Linked DNA regions of Homo sapiens: all the other regions are linked to region 3. Evidence: chromatin contacts called from ENCODE Hi-C data. All regions are on one chromosome and are shown on one strand. The core of a region is the stretch at or near the end of the contact, and the rest is flanking DNA. Distances in the headings are between cores, read along the strand shown. Region 1 overlaps LOC100506444 (a long non-coding RNA gene). Region 2 has its middle 160 kb from the start of LNX1-AS2. Region 3 has its middle 17 kb from the start of LINC02283.

What was found. A loop is a pair of places that touch in the nucleus more often than their neighbours do. Pooled maps may share reads with other maps.
Region 1: a loop to region 3 is called in a pooled map, with 10 times the contacts of the local background. The contact joins two enhancer-like sites. A Hi-C loop is called at or near these places in 2 of 37 single-sample maps with no recorded cell type and 4 of 50 pooled maps.
Region 2: a map with no recorded cell type shows a loop between it and region 3 (9-fold over the local background). The contact joins two enhancer-like sites. A Hi-C loop is called at or near these places in 5 of 37 single-sample maps with no recorded cell type and 5 of 50 pooled maps.

Annotation. Positions count from the first base shown.
Region 1 is chr4:53,700,956-53,703,885 of GRCh38, forward strand. All of the region lies in intron 1 of LOC100506444 (a long non-coding RNA gene), which reads left to right. Among named protein-coding and RNA genes, the nearest start is that of LNX1-AS2, 110 kb to the left of the region's middle. RefSeq lists an enhancer at 1,596-1,715. Within about 2 kb of position 1,561, at least 31 of the 41 ENCODE cell types and tissues checked have a DNase peak (open chromatin) inside an H3K27ac peak, as active enhancers do.
Region 2 is chr4:53,747,069-53,749,997 of GRCh38, forward strand. No RefSeq gene overlaps it. Among named protein-coding and RNA genes, the nearest start is that of LNX1-AS2, 160 kb to the left of the region's middle. RefSeq lists enhancers at 1,280-1,489, 1,540-1,589. Within about 2 kb of position 1,368, at least 5 of the 41 ENCODE cell types and tissues checked have a DNase peak (open chromatin) inside an H3K27ac peak, as active enhancers do.
Region 3 is chr4:54,313,843-54,317,067 of GRCh38, forward strand. No RefSeq gene overlaps it. Among named protein-coding and RNA genes, the nearest start is that of LINC02283, 17 kb to the right of the region's middle. Within about 2 kb of position 1,894, at least 2 of the 41 ENCODE cell types and tissues checked have a DNase peak (open chromatin) inside an H3K27ac peak, as active enhancers do.

The sequences.
Region 1 (2,930 bases), core at 311-2,810, 610 kb before region 3:
CAAGCTCAAAGTTCCACACATCTCTAGGGCAGGGGCAAAATGCCGCCAGTCTTTTTGCTAAAACATAGCAAAAGTCGCCTTTGCTCCAGTTCCCAACAAGTTCCCCATCTCCATCTGAGACCACCTCAGCCTGGACCTTATTGTTCATATCACTATTAGCATTTTTGTCAAAGCCATTCAACAGGTCTCTAGGAAGTTCCAAACTTTCCCACGTTTTCCTGTCTTCTTCTGAGGCCTCCAAACTGTTCCAAACTCTGCCTGTTACCCAGTTCCAAAGTCGCTTCCACATTTTCAGCTATCTTTTCAGCAACGCCCCACTGTACTGATACCAACTGACTGTATTAGTCTGTTTTCACGCTGCTGATAAAGACATACCTGACACTGGGAAGGAAAAGAGGTTTAATTGGACTTACAGTTCCACATGGCTGGGGAGGCCTCAGAAACATGGCGGGAGGCAAAAGGCACTTCTCACATGGCAGTGGCAAGAGAAAAATGAGGAAGAAGCAAAGGCGGAAACCCCTGAAAAACCCATCAGATCTCATGTGACTTACTCACTATTACGAGACTAGCATGGGAAAGACCAGCCCCCATGATTCAATTACCTCCCCCTGGGTCCCTCCCGTGACACATGGGAATTCTGGGAGATACAATTCAAGTTGAGATTTGGATGGGGACACAGCCAAACCATATCACTGGGGGAGGAAGGCACCGTGGTAGTGCTATGGACCGAATCATGTCCCCTCCATATTCGTATGCTGAGGCCTTGAGCCCCAATGTGAATATATTTGGAGATGAGTCCTTTCTGGAAGTAATTAAGGTTAAATGAGGTCATAAGGTTAGGGCCCTGATCTGATAGAATTTATGTCCTTTTAAGAATAGACACCAGAGCGCTTGCTCCAGGTGCACAAAGTAGTGGCCATGTGAGCATACACTGAGAAAGCAGCCATCTGCAAGCCAGGAAGAGGGCCCTTACCAGCCATTCTAGTCCCCTGATCTTGGACATCCAGCTTCCAAAACTGTGAGAAACCGATTTTTGTTATTGAAATCGCTTAGCCTTTGGTATTTTGTTCTGGCACCCTGGCAGACTAATATAAGTAGGGGTAAGCAGGTTATTAACCAGAAAGAGACACAAAGGAGCTTTTCACATAAGGGCGATGGATATATTCTGTATCTTGATCAGGGTAGTAGTTACGTGGGTGGATACATAGGTGAACAAGTTTATCAAACTGTCAGTTTCAGATTTCTACATTCTTGTGCATATAAATTTTCCTAAACTTGAAAAAGGCCGTCTTATCCCCATCTTTCCCAATGGAATCTGTGTTTCAAAAAGATAACAATATAGTGTTCATGCCTTCAAACAGGCCTGGTAGAAAGGAAATTAACATACATTATTTATCTCGTATATATGTATGTTTCTGCCTGTAATAAATAATGGGGATTGAGCACTTAGCACAAGAGTAAGCAACTGCCAAATGCAGCTCTGGGTTCAGACCTGTATGGGGCAGACCTGAGAGCCAGGCCCCTTTCCCTACCATACTGAAACTGACAGCAAAGCCGCTCAGCTAAGGGGATGTGCAGAAAGGACGCCCTGGGGTCTCCTGAGGCTGCAGGGCGGCCGGGGAGCCCTGGGGTCAGGAGGGCAACTTTCTGGGGCACAGTGCTCGAGTCACCTCTCCGAGGAACGGCTCTGCCTGCACTGCTTCTTGTACTTTGTTTACCCGCCCCTAGGAAAAGAGCTGTGAAGATGATCGTAGGGAGCAAGCAGTGAGGCGGCAAATGGCTCTGAGAGGAGCCACGCAGACAGCTGGGCAGCCGTGCCAAGAACAACAGGAAGCTCGCGGCCCCACCCCTGCTCGCTGCAGCCCTGGCCTGGAGACCCAGGGTTATTTGCTTTGAAGGGCCCTCTGCAGATGTTACATAAACAAAACCTCCATTGACTCCAGTTCTGAGCCTGGCCTAAAATAGCCCGCGGGCTTCCCCCTACCACTGTGCAGTTTCGCCGCCATCCCTTTTGGTCCCCTTGTGTGCTAGCTGCTTCCCTCCATTGACCACATGTGCAGACAACTCTCGCCAGTGTCCCTAAGAGGCCAGTTCCCTGGGGAACAAAAAGTGGGGCTCGTTTGCCTTCCCTGGCAGGTCAGACACAAAGCATCCCTGTAAGACCTTTGATGGCTACTGGCCAAGGGACACGTTTCCCCTCCCCAGGGAGGCAGGAAGCTGGGCTGAGGCACAGTGGGGTTTGGTCAGCAGCCAGCACAAGAGGGACTGTGCTTTCTCTCTGTGTCTGTGTCTCTTTCTGTGTGTGTCTGCGTCTCTCTCTCTCTCTGTCTCTTTCTCTCTCTTTCCTAAGGGCAAGCTCTCCAGGTAAGGGCACGAGTTCTTCGTCAGCGTCTCTATTTTCACTTGATGTAACGACTGAACACTCTACTCTTGACTCTTCCTCCAAGCTCCTATAAAATTCCCTGACCCCATTTGCACTTCAGCTCCTTCATTCTGCAGAAAACCATTCCTTCGTGAACATCTGGAGAATCACAGATCCGTGCCACAGCACGGGGTCACTCTGGGCCTTGCCACTCAACATGGGTCCCTGGAAGCTATTATCATCTTTTCCCTTTGACCTCCTGCACTTCTCCAGGATCTTAACTCATAAAATAAAACCAAAAACAACACCAGCAATAAAAACATATTTATGTCAAATACTTACTATGTGCCTGATACAAGGCTAAGCATTTTATGTGTTTTATTTTATTTCATATTGAACAGTCTTATGAGATTGGTACAATAATTATCTCCAGCTGACAGAAGGACAAACTGCAGTTTGGAAAAATTATAGAACTTGTACAAGATGTGACAGAGGTGGAACAGTCAGACTTGTATTCAGTGTCTCAACCACTGCATTGCATGTCCGGGGAAAAAGAGGGCAGGACTCA
Region 2 (2,929 bases), core at 118-2,617, 570 kb before region 3:
GTCTCTTCATGTACTAATATAATTTTGTCTCAAATACTGCAGGATCATAATACATTACTAGTTTCTATTAGGGCTATCCTCACATAGCTTCCATAAAATAAAGTTTGTTTGTTTGTTTATTCATTTTTAAAAAGGACCCTGGTTATGCCTCAAAGAAAAGACATAGTGATAATGATCTAGCATTATATTTTACAAAATCTACTCCACATATATTTTTTAGGTTTCTGCTCATATATATGAGCAAAATCATGCAGTGTATATAAGTCATTTCCTCCTGGGTCATCATATGTTCCTGATCTGGGGCACACTGTGATTTGAACCTAGTTATTGGTGTAGTGGCAACGGGGGCAGTTGTTGTAGTCTTGTGGAAAATGAGCATCCCCTCGGAACATTGCTATCCCAGCGGAGGTTACTGCAGGGCTTTCAACCAAAGAAAGCGTGGTCTCCCCAAACACAGAAGAACAAGCAAGGGAGGCTCAGAGTGACGTGGGTGTGTTTAGAATCAGTTCTAACCTGATGCCTCACTCCAAGTTTCAGTGTCTCATGCTTTCCCATTTGATTTCCTATCTTTTACATCAGAAATTTGGCAAGGCTGTGAATCCAACTGAAATTGTAATTCTGCAAGCCTCCCAATTAAATTTTATGTTTGATTTTTATCAATATCAGCCTGTGGCCATAATAAATAAAAGATTATTTTTGGGCTGCCCTAGAAATGTCTAGTTTGCCACTCATGACTTGAACTGAAAATTAAAGGAATTTTAGCCTGTCATTTGCTTTCTGTAAATGCTACAGTACACTCCAGAGGATCCATCCAACATCATAGTCCTTGCTTTAGTTTGCACTTCATCACAATTACCATAGTTTGATTAATTGCAAAGCTATTACCTGCCATGGATTATTAGTATCAATTTCCCACTGGCAAAGAAATTGTCTCTGCACTGAAGCCTAAAATCATGATCAAACTAGTACCAAATCTCATGTGTGAGGGTCTGTCTTTTAGGACCACTACTGGTATCAATTCTGTAAGGTCTAGTCAGGAGATAGCTACACACCAGTAATTTGAACAGAAAAAATGTAATATACAGAATTATGAGCTAGTAAAATGCAATTAACTACTAAAAGAGAACTAGAGAATATAGAGAAGAAGCTCCTACCTCTAGAATGGAGAGAACATAACATAAAGAATTAAGAACATGAAAGAAGGTCCCTCCTCCAAGGCTGAATTCAGCCCTCAGTGGGTATCTTGTGGCTGACACAGAAACATGTAGCCTCTCAGTGGTAAAGAAACTTGTCAGAAAGTTTGGCCAGAGCTGGTCTGTAGGAACAGCTTGCTAGGTGGTTGAGACACTCTAGAAGGTGCAGGCAAGCTGCAGCTGGTTTGCAGGAACTGAAACTGGGTGGCTAAGTTCACTGGAGCGAGCTGGTGGGCTGAGCTGGAGAGCAGGACATGGCCAGCTGGGGTACCAGGGGACTGGAGCTGACTTATAAGAAACAACCTGCAGGCAGCTGAGGGGTCACAGCTGGTCTACAGGAAGTGGTCTGCTGGGTGCAGGAGAAACTCACTAGAGAGTGAACGACTTGGGCCTCCTGTCTGCCTGTTTGCTGACAGCTGTACCATAAGAGAGTAAGAGCACCATAACTGAAGATAAGCCTCTTCCTCTGCTATGACCTTACAGCAACACCCCAGTACCCTCTATTGACAATTAGGCTAACACTTCGGCAGTTGGGAAAGGAGAAATGTTTACAGGGTCCAGTCCCGCTACCACCAATAGAGCAAAGATGGATGCATTTGGAGCTGAGAGGAAATGGGTTGATAACTGGCACAACTAGTATGGATTATGTTTGCCAGTTTCAGGATCTCTATTCTGATGGTCTGGAGATCTCTTATATTTGATGATCATCCACTGTTAATAAGGGAAACACCCAAACCCTTTAACCAACGTGGTGCTTCATTTTCTCGGGTTTCCTGTGCCTCTCCACGTAAGGGCCTTTAAAATCTACAATGTCAGCAGCTTCAGTGCTCAGACTCATGGTCCATTTGCAAGGACAGCTGGTGAAATAAATAACATCTTTGTGGAAAAAGACAGAAAATAATGAAATAATATAAATCAAAACAAAGAGATCACCATAACCAGAGAATGGGATGCTAAGTGAGAGTCCGTTTCCTTGAGTGCTAGCTGGAAGCCAGCATGTAAGGAAGACTGAACTGAACTCATAATGTCCCCAGGACACTGTGAGTGGAGTGATGAACATAAATTATTTTCTTCAGTTCCTGTGATGAGAAATATGACTCCTAGTTAAGATAGTTGGCAAAATTCAAGATATCAACTATGGATTGTGCCTGTTTTAACGGTAAAGCAGCACTTGCCATTAATACAGCGGATGTTGGCCAGGCACAATGGCTCACACCTGAAATCCCAGCGCTTTGGGAGGCTGAGGTGGGAGGATCACCTGAGGTCAGGAGTTAGAGGCCAGACTGGCCAACATGGTGAAATCCTGTCTCTACTAAAAATACAAAAATTAACCGGGCATGGTGGCACACACCTGTAGATTCAGCTACTTAGGAGTCTGAGGCACAAGAATCGCTTGAGCTTGGGAGGCTCAGTGAGTTGAGACCACACCACTGCACTCCAGCCTGGGTGACAGAGCGAGACTCCGTCTCAAAAAAAAAAAAAAAAATACAGTGGATCTCAGAATAGGAAACCCCGTCTCCCAGACTAGCAGTGTCAACGTCACCCAGGAACTTACCAGAAATGCAAATTCTCAGACCCCACCCACACTTACTGAATCAGAGACTCTGGAGCTGGAGTCCAGCAATCAGTGTTTTAATAAGCCCACCAGGTGATTCTGATGTGTATTAATATTTGAGAACCACCGGTTTAGAGAGATATAAATTTAAGACTTGGTTTTTGGCAAACCATTTAATCTG
Region 3 (3,225 bases), core at 644-3,143:
ACTAGAGTGAGACCCTGTCTCAAAACAAAACAAAACAAACAAAAAACTTAACTTCCAAGCCAGATGCGATGACTCACACCTGTAATCCCAGCACTTTGGGAGGCTGAGGCAGGCTGACCATGAGGTTAAGAGTTTGAGACCAGCCTGACTAACATGGTGAAACCTCATCTCTACTAAATACAAATATTAACTGGGCATGATGGTGCGCACCTGTAATCCCAGCTACGCAGGAGGCTGAGGCAGGAGAATCTCTTGAATCCAGGAGGCGGAAGTTGCAGTGAGCCGAGATTGTGCCATTGCACTCCAGCCTGGGTGACAGAGCGAGACCCCATCTCAAAAAACAAACAAACAAAAAAACCAAAAAAACAAAAAACTTAACTTCTTCCTTCTCTCAAGCTTGATCCACCATCAGTGTCCATCATCTCAGTTGATGGCAACTCTAATTTTCCAGTTGCTCATGCCCCAAATCTTGGAGTCATCCTTGGCAATCCTCTTTCTCACGTTCTGTGTCTAATCTGCCAAGATTCTGGTTCTCCCTTAAGCATACCTGAAATCTATTCAGAATCTGACCGCTCTCACTCTCTCTAGTGCTGCCACCCTGGGCCATGCCATCATGACCTTTCACCTGTATGACTGCAGTAGGCTCCTCAAAAGTCTCCCCACTTTGCTGTTTTCCCTCCCACAACAGACTATTTTCAAAGCAGCAGCTAGAGGAATCCTTTTAAAATGAAGTCATGATCACTCTTCTGCTCAAAACCGTGCAATGTCTTTTCGTCTTACACTTATCAAGGCCTGTCACGATCTGGCCTTCGTCACCTCTTCAAAGTTCTCTTCCGTTCTCTTTGTTCACTTCCTTCCAACCTCACGGGCCTCATTGCAGTTTCTAGAGCACAACAAGAACACACCCCTGTCATGGCCTTTGAACTGGCTGTTCCCTTTGTATGGAATGCTCTTTCCCTAGTTATCTTTGGATAATCCTCTCACTTCCTTAAAGTATCTCCTTAATTTCATCTTTTCCAAGAGGCCGACTTTGACAGTCCTATTTAACCTTGCCATCGGCACCATCCCACCATGTCCACCTCTATGCTGCCCCCATCCCCAGCACATCCCATCCCACCTACCCTGCTCAACTTTCTCTTTCTTCCCCTACAACGTATAATCTTCTAACTTACTGTATAGTTTATTGACGTGCTTTTGGTTATTTTCTGCCTCCCCTTCTAGAATGTAAACTATGTGATGACAGAATTTGCATGTTTTGTTCACTGATACATCCCTGGTGCCTGGAACAGTGCTGGTTCAGAGTAAGTGCTCAGTAAATATTTGTTGCAGGATTGAATAAATTACCCATTCACAGAAGGATTTATGGGGGAGCTTCGGGGCAGCAGACTAACTGAGAAACCAACACTCAAATCTGGCAACTCCTGAAGCCAGATTGAATGTTGACCCCGAAGTTCCTTCCCATGTGCATCAACTCAGAATGCTTACAACATAATGACTGTGGCCGTCTCTAGTGAAAAAAGAACAACAGTCTTGAGAGTGACTGTATGGGAAGCTTTTAGTAGGGACACAGCTGAAAAGCACCCTTTGCAGTTAAATAGAGCTTTTCTTGAATCTGGAAAAACCAAACACTCCACAGAATGCACTCATTTGCCATCAGACTTATGGGAATAATTGTATCCCAGATTTAAAAAAAAACCCAGAGTTTTACTGGCAACCTGTCCAAGCCTGGAGTGAGTGAGGCTAAAGGAAGAACTAGATATAGGGAAATTTTTTACCCCAAGCACTACTGGAATTAAGTACGTGGGTGATCTTGGGTGGTGGCTACTTTCATAAAAGGTGTTTTTGTAGAACTTGTGAATTTCTCAGAAACACTGACTTGTACCTCACTGAGGCTGAGAGTTTGTTCTACTTCTGGTCTGAATAAGCAAATGTTTAGTTTCAGTTCCTCTTCAAATTCAGGACTGTCGTTAGATTTCTATGAAAGCTACTTGGCAAAGGACCCAGTCCATCCATAGAGGCCTGCTTCAGCGTGGAGTACAGCATACAATAGTGTGTATTTAGACTATGCTACAGCTGAGGGCTAGCCACTTGATAGAGCTCCTCTATGTTAATGGTGTTAGAATGGAAATTCTTTATCCTTGTAGCTGTACCATAGGGTGGGGACCAGGGACACTCAACAGAGTTGGGAGTCCATGTGCCTCCTTAAATTTTGCACCTCAGGCATCTCACATGCCTCATTCTGGTTGTGATCCTGCTGCAATCTGTTCTCACTCTGAACCACATGGAGTTAGCATTAAATGCTATGGGAAATCTAGAAATTTTCTCATGCTGAGTTCCTTTAAAGAGAGTCACCATCTTGGTTCTGATACTCTCTGACTGGTATTGGACAAGCCTTTCTTTGTTAGCAACTTGAAACTGTGGGAGGCTCTCTGTAGAATTACTGTTATGTTTTGGAATAACAAGAACAGCATTTTGCTGCTGGAAAAGGCCATTTTCCTTCTGTCTGCTTTTTTTCATGTATTGCCTTTCTTTTCTTTCTAAAACATCTTTTGTTTCATTTTTGTTCTCAAATCATTGTGTTTAGAACAACAATAATTGAGAGTCTAGCGGGAAGTTTTTATAAACTAACAATTGGGTTTAAACAAAGGCTTAATAGTCAAGTTCTGAATAGTTGGACTCCTGAAAAGTTCTAGCTAGAATGATCATAAATATAACATTTAAAAAAATACACAGGGGGAGTCCTTTTTACTAATTTTTCTCTTTTAAGTGAAGAGTTTTGTATGCATTAGGTAAGACCAACCAATCCTGTTTCTCATAGCTCTATATCTGTTGCTTGGTCAGATCACAGTGAATTTACCTGGGTTATAGGATGCCCTGCATCTGGACAGGGGTGATGCTTCATGAACATGAATTCATTGACAATATTGTGCCTGTAAGAAGCTGAGTTTGCTGGGAAAAAGGCACTAGCAGATCACATTCTTGAGAGTTAGTGATAATAATGAACATGATTATAATGTGCAAAGACTTTTATAACTTTTCTTTTTTTTTAAGAGATGGGGGCCGGGTGTGGCAGCTCACACCTGTAATCCCAGCACTTTGGGAGGCCAAGGCGGGTGGATCACTAGGACAGGAGTTTGAGGCCAGCCTGGCCACTATGGTGAAACTCCATCTCTACTAAAAATACCAAAGTTAGTCGGGCATGGTGGTGCACGCCTGTAGTCCCAG